Linked DNA regions of Homo sapiens: region 2 is linked to region 1. A link is a contact called in ENCODE Hi-C data. All regions are on one chromosome and are shown on one strand. The core of a region is the stretch at or near the end of the contact, and the rest is flanking DNA. Distances in the headings are between cores, read along the strand shown.

What was found. Hi-C counts contacts between places; a loop is a spot of excess contacts on that map. Pooled maps may share reads with other maps.
Region 2: a pooled map shows a loop between it and region 1 (15-fold over the local background). The contact joins the promoter of PSTK here to the promoter of ATE1 in region 1. A Hi-C loop is called at or near these places in 9 of 50 pooled maps.

The regions. Positions count from the first base shown.
Region 1 is chr10:121,926,781-121,929,933 of GRCh38, forward strand. ATE1 (arginyltransferase 1) reads right to left here and starts at 1,251. Exons shown (of 12, transcript NM_001001976.3): 1 at 1,064-1,251. The coding sequence starts at 1,169. It also overlaps the pseudogene ATE1OSP. RefSeq lists enhancers at 463-612, 1,151-2,017 and silencers at 923-1,342, 1,533-1,832.
Region 2 is chr10:122,978,773-122,981,925 of GRCh38, forward strand. It overlaps PSTK (phosphoseryl-tRNA kinase), which reads left to right and starts at 1,629. Exons shown (of 6, transcript NM_001363531.2): 1 at 1,629-1,923. The coding sequence starts at 1,708. RefSeq lists an enhancer at 1,641-1,960.

The sequences.
Region 1 (3,153 bases), core at 1-2,500:
GTAATCATGTCGCATAAGCCATTTGCATCCTGTTGATTTTCTCCGTTTAAGTCCAAACTGGAAGCATTTTTCCATTTAGTCTTCATAATCCTCACTTCTAACGATTGCATAACTGTCTACTCAAAACCGCTGCCCACAAGTAGCACTTAATAAACACTTTTAATGAAGGAGCAAATGCACACACCGTTATCGACCAAATCATTCCCCACTTACACCTTTTTCATGGAAAATGCCTGTGTGTTTTCATGCGAATCTCGTTTTCCACAAAGCTAGACTGTTCTATTAAAATAATAGAGTCTACATTCTATATTGGCAAATGCATGGCAAGAGAGGAAATAAACACGATGTTTTGTTTACCAGCAACAAATCTCCCCCAAAGAAATCTGAATCACGATGGAAAAACAAAACAAACTTGTGGGCTGGCTTTGCTGTCGTCCGGGTGGGTGGAGGAAAGACACGGCATATAAGCAAATGGTAAAAATTTCAAACAGATCAGGACAAACAGAATCCCTCGCCGGTAGCGACCGCGGTCACCAGTTTCTTGTCCTTTTTTTTTTTAACTTTTTTTTTTTTTAACCCAGAGATGCAAAGGGCTCATCCTTCCTGTACATTCGTCCAGGGAAGTCTGATTCATACATGACCGGCACCTGTGTGCACACCCACAGCTCCCTCTGCACCGCGTTTCGCCCTCGCTCCCGGGACGCTCCCACCGCAGCACCCACCGGTCAGCCCCGGCCATTAACTACGGCTCTGGGGCGTTCCCTGGCACTGCGCGCCGTCCTTCACCTCACACAATCTACCCCAGACGGGCGTCCGTCTCCCGACTCTGGGGAGACCACCACGATTTCGAGAGTACGGGCACCGGTTAGGATTTTCCTGCAGAACAGGCACCGCGAAGCTGCCCCGCTAAGCCGGCGCCGCGGCCCTCCCGAGAGTGCCCCCTCCGTCTCGGCCGTGGCACTGGGGCCAGGGGCTCCGGCCCCCTCGCGTCCTCGCTGGGGGACCCTGGGATCCCGAGACCCGGGCGCCCGGCTTCCCACGCCCGCCGGCCCGGCTCGCTCACCATTGGAGCGGCTGCCCGACTCGTTCTTGCAGTAGCCGCAGCGGTAGAAGTCCTCGCTAGGGAAATAGTCCACGACGCTGGGCGAACCCCCCGCCCAGAAAGCCATGGCCTCGGCCCCGCGAACGCTCAGCCGCCCGGCCCCGCGTCGCTAGCGCGGCCGCCGCCGCCACCCCACAATGCAGCGCGCCGCCCGGGAGCCTCCCGAGGCTCGCGCGAAGCCACTCGGGCGCCCGCAGGCCCGGCCGGCCCGGCGCCTCTTGGAGCTGACGCCGCCCGCGCCATCTTGACCGAGGGCAGCTTTCCACTATTTCCGTTCCTTCTCCATAAGGGGCCGCCGTCGTCAGTGAGGGTGAGGCGGAGAGACAGAGCGGGAAGGGAAACAGGATGGGGAGAGTCAAGAGGGGAAGGGAAGCGGGAGTCGGGGTGCGAGCCTGCCCTTTCCCCCGCCGAGGGCCTGTGCGGGGCGCGGCGGCCGCGCCAACTCCGGCGTCGGGAACACTCACCGCAGGACGCTTTGCCCTCCTTGGAATCGCAGTAGCCGCAGTGGTAGCCGGCCCTGAGGCCCTTGTATTCCACCACCGACGCCATGGCCGCCGCGAGGGTCCGCTCGGGCCGACCACGCCTCTTGGCGCCCGGGGCCGACCTCGGCGAAGCGCTGGGGCCCGCGGCGGGAGGGGTGGAGAGCGAAGCCTGGCGCGGGGACCCGTGGGCGGGGATGGTGGTCGTGTCCCCAAGCCCTGCGTTTGGGCCGGTGCTTCCCACAGCTGTGCGTTATCAGCCCCATTTCACAGGTAAGGAAACTGAGGACCGGAGGTTGTGATTATCCCAAAGTCATTCCCGGCGGGTCTCGGATTGAAAGTCAGGCCGCCCCTGGCCACCGTGTAAGTGACTTGCTGGAGCTGCTTCCAGACCAGCTGGCACGCACTCCAGTGCCCTGAATACAAGAACACAAGCAGGTATTCCGTGAATGGCGAGGGTTCGCAAATTAAAGAACTCTTAACGGCTTTTAAAGGAAACAACTGTCAGCTAGAGACAGTTGCTGTCTTGTACCACTATAAGTCCGGTGCCTCATACGATTTTTAATGAGATGCTGGAAATACAGGGTTTGTTTGTTTTTTTTAACTCTACAGTCCAAACAAAACAGTTTTACAGGCTGAATCCAGCCCATGGGCCTCCATTTTGCAACCACTATTTTAAGGAAGATTTAAGGAATAAGAGTCTAGGGCAAAATATAAAATTGAGGCTCATGCCTGTAATCCCAGCACTTTGGGAGGCCGAGGCGGGCGTATCATGAGGTCAGGAGATTGAGACCATCCTGGCTAACACGTGAAACCCCGTCTCTACTAAAAATACAAAAAATCAGCCTGGCGTGGTGGTGGGCGCCTGTAGTCCCAGCTAGTCGGGAGGCTGAGGCAGGAGAATGGTGTGAACCCGGGAGGCGGAGCTTGCAGTGAGCCGAGATCACGCCGCTGCACTCCAGCCTGTGTGACAGAGCAAGACTCCATCTCAAAAAAATTTTTTAAAAAATGAGTTCCAGGGGCGGGCGCGGTGGCTCACGCCTGTAATCCCAGCACTTTGGGAGGCCGAGGCGGGTGGATCACGAGGTCAGGAGATAAGAGACCATCCTGGCTAACATGGTGAAACCCCTTCTCTACTAAAAAATACAAAAAATTAGCGGGACGTGGTGGCACGCGCCTGTAGTCCCAGCTACTCGGGAGGCTGAGGCAGGAGAATGGCGTGAACCCGGGAGGCAGAGCTTGCAGTGAGCAGAGATCGCGTCACTGCACTCCAGCCTGGGCGAAAGAGCGAGACTCCATCTCAAAAAAAAAAAAAAAGAGTTCCAACAAGGTAATATGCCTTATCTTTCCCTCTGCGTGCACAGATAATTTAAGCCTGTCTGTCCTCATAGTTTTCCCAGTCAACAATAAAGCTGATGATACAATATTGTTTTAAGTGTGTTTAAAAAAGTGAAATGAAACTCAGAGAAATAGAAATAAATTTTTGAGGTGAGTTTTGACATTCTTGACCCCAAGGGCCTGTGTTAGATATGTACCTAGCTGAAGGAGGTTTCTTGGTGGCCTGGTGACTTG
Region 2 (3,153 bases), core at 379-2,878, 1.1 Mb after region 1:
TATAGTCCCAGCTACTCAGGAGGCTGAGATAGGAGGATTGCTTGAGCCTAGAAATTCGAGGTTACAATGAGCTATGGTTCCACTCCAGCTTGGGTGACAAAGCAAAACCCTGTCTCTTAAAAAAGTGGGGGAGGGGCAAATTAAGGAGAGGGACCTTATACTGGACCAATAATGATAAAATGTCATGAAATAAAGAGTTTAACTCATTGCTCTTCACTTTCAGTCCAAAGGAAAATGAGATTATTTGTAAGTGCTTCATACAAATTATATCAGCTTTAGCAGGTTACTCGTCATATTTTGACACAGTATACACTGATTTTGTCCTTACGTCTTCACATTTTGAACATACCCTTTACAGGTAAGAAGGAATTATCCCCTAAAATATAAGGATAAAAGAATCTGGAATCTAGGCCCGACGCGGTGGCTCACGCCTGTAATACCAGCACTTTGGGAAGCCGAGGCGGGTGGATCATTTGCGGTCAGTTCAAGACCAGCCTGTCCAACATGAGGAAACCCCGTTCTTACTGAAAATACAAAAATTAATTGGGCAGTAGTGGTGTTCGCCTGTAATCCCAGCTACTCGGGAGGCTGAGGCAGGAGAATCCCTCGAGCCTGAGAGGCGGAGGTTGCGGTGAGCCGAGATCGGACCACTGCACTCCAGTCCGGGCGAGAGAGTGAGACGCTGTCTCAAAAAACAAAAAACTGTAATCTGAATTCAATTTTTCTACAACACACCCCCAGACAAAAAAAACTTGGCCAGCCGCGGTGGCTTGCGCCTGTAATCTTTGGGAGGCCGAGGCGGGCGGATCACAAGGTCAGGAAATCGAGACCATCCTGGCTAACATGGTGAAACCCCGTCTCCACTAAAAATACAAAAAGTTAGCTGGGCCTGGTGGCAAGCGCCTGTATTCCCAGCTACTCGGAGGCTGAGGCAGGAGAATGGCGTGAACCCAGGAGGCGGAGGTTGCAGAGGTTGCAGTGAGCCGAGATTGCGCCACTGCACTCCAGCCTGGGCGACAGAGCGAGACTCCGTCTTAAAAACAAACAAAAAACAAAAACTTGTTTTGTACCTCTCCATAGCTTAGTATTACTTTTTAACACAAACACCTATTGTTCTCTGTCTGCATGCACTGGAATTGAGGTCTGTGGATGTGCCTTTCCTGACAATATTTCTTCACGCTTGCTGCCCACTGGTGCTGTGAGGGCACAATAACGAATGTTTACTTTGCCCTTGCACTCTTCACATCTGGGAACCGCAAAGGAGCGCGGTGGTCGGACTGTCAGCCTCGCCTTCTATTCTTTGATTTCCAGTAACTTATTTTCGAAAGATTGCTGGAGGGAAAGGCTCAACGTCTCTTTTGGGATTTTCCTAAGCAGAAAGACCTCATCCTAACAAAACTGAGGCGCCAATCCTACTGGCTGGCAACTTTCGGCAGGGAGGGTGATTCTATTTGAAGATCAATCCTAACTCTGGGACCCCTTGGGAATGTCCAGGAGCTAGGAACGCAGCGCCGCGGTCTCTCCAGCCTCTGGTCCCTGGGAGCAAGCAGGGCACCGGTGGAGCAGGTGCCTCTGGGGCCGCACGGAAACCCAGCTAGGCCAGTTCCTCCACTGCGCCGGTAGGCGGCGGAGACGCTGCGCGTGCGCGCAGGGCAGACGGTAGAGCGGAGACGACGCTCCCAGACTCCTCCGGTCTCCCCGGGCAGCATGAAGACCGCCGAGAACATCAGAGGAACCGGCAGCGACGGGCCGCGGAAACGAGGCCTCTGCGTCCTCTGTGGCCTCCCCGCGGCAGGAAAATCGACTTTCGCGCGCGCCCTCGCCCACCGGCTGCAGCAGGAGCAGGGTTGGGCCATCGGTGTTGTCGCGTATGATGACGTCATGCCCGACGCGTTTCTCGCCGGGGCAAGAGCGCGACCGGCGGTCAGCACGGAGGGGCGGGGCCTGGGCCGCGGGGCGGGGCGGGGCGGGGCGGGGCGGGGCGGGGACACTCGCGTCCACGCGGTCCTGGGTGATTTGCCATGAGCGCCCATTGCTTGGTGTGGGAGGTGAAGTTCGAGAAAAGTGGAGCTGGGTTAACATAGTTACTGCAGAGGGTGAATGCGTTGGCTGTAGAAAGTGGTTACAAAGCCAACTGTTAGAACGATGCATTTTAGATGCTTATCTGTATATTTGATGCATGTATATGTTGTATATTCTATACAGTTGAGTCTTCAGACAGGGTCAGGTTCTCAAGTCAGCGTGCAAGGTGGAAAGCCCCTATAGTCAAATGCACTGTCGAAAATCCCTTAGGAAGTTTCTCCTTAGGAGAGGGAAAGAAGTTCTAAAACTTGAACGTCTAGCTACGGGTGGATTCAGGTTTTGTAATTTGAGGAATCCTCTTTAAGAAAAGGAATAAAAACTATAAGTAACAAAATTTCTGGGGTCCCTCAGAACGATAGAAAGAGGCTGTACAAATGCATTATCAGACCTATGAAGCTTAATCTTTGTTCATCTCAAAGTAAATCTGCCTCTGCCAGCTTTGGGAAGGATGGCTGTTTCTTAGTTGACCACCAGAGGAAGTAATGGGTTTGTATTTACGGAAAAACTTGTATGTTCCAAATACATCTCTTTAAGCCCTCCTCATCTCACACTCAGCACAGTGAGATACATCCTCTTGGAGAAGCATGTGGAAACTGAGACCACTGGGGGAAGAGTAGATTACATTCGTGTTTCTCATGCTCACTCTTGAGTAAATACTCTTTGAAATATTCTGAAATGTTAACATTATTATTTTTGTTGTTTAATGCCTAATGTAGATGAATTTACAGAAATCAAATGCAAATGTTATGTGACTCTACTTTCTAAGTATATATACAAAAATACAGTACATTTGGTGCATGGGCTCTCCAGCAAGGTGTATCTACTTTCTCATTCTTGGTTAATTGTGAAGTAAGTGCAGTGTCAGGATAGCGCAGGATTGACCTGGATGATAGTATTTTCAACACTTCGGAGAAAGCTGAAAGTTGTCGATAGGGATTGTTGTATTTGCTGGCTTTCCCTTCACTTGTATTATGTTGTTTTTTCCACGCTTTTCCTATGGACAAAGACTGTGGGACTCATCTGCTCACTTAGGAAGTGATATGTGTTTCCAATTTAGTGGGTTTAGCTGAT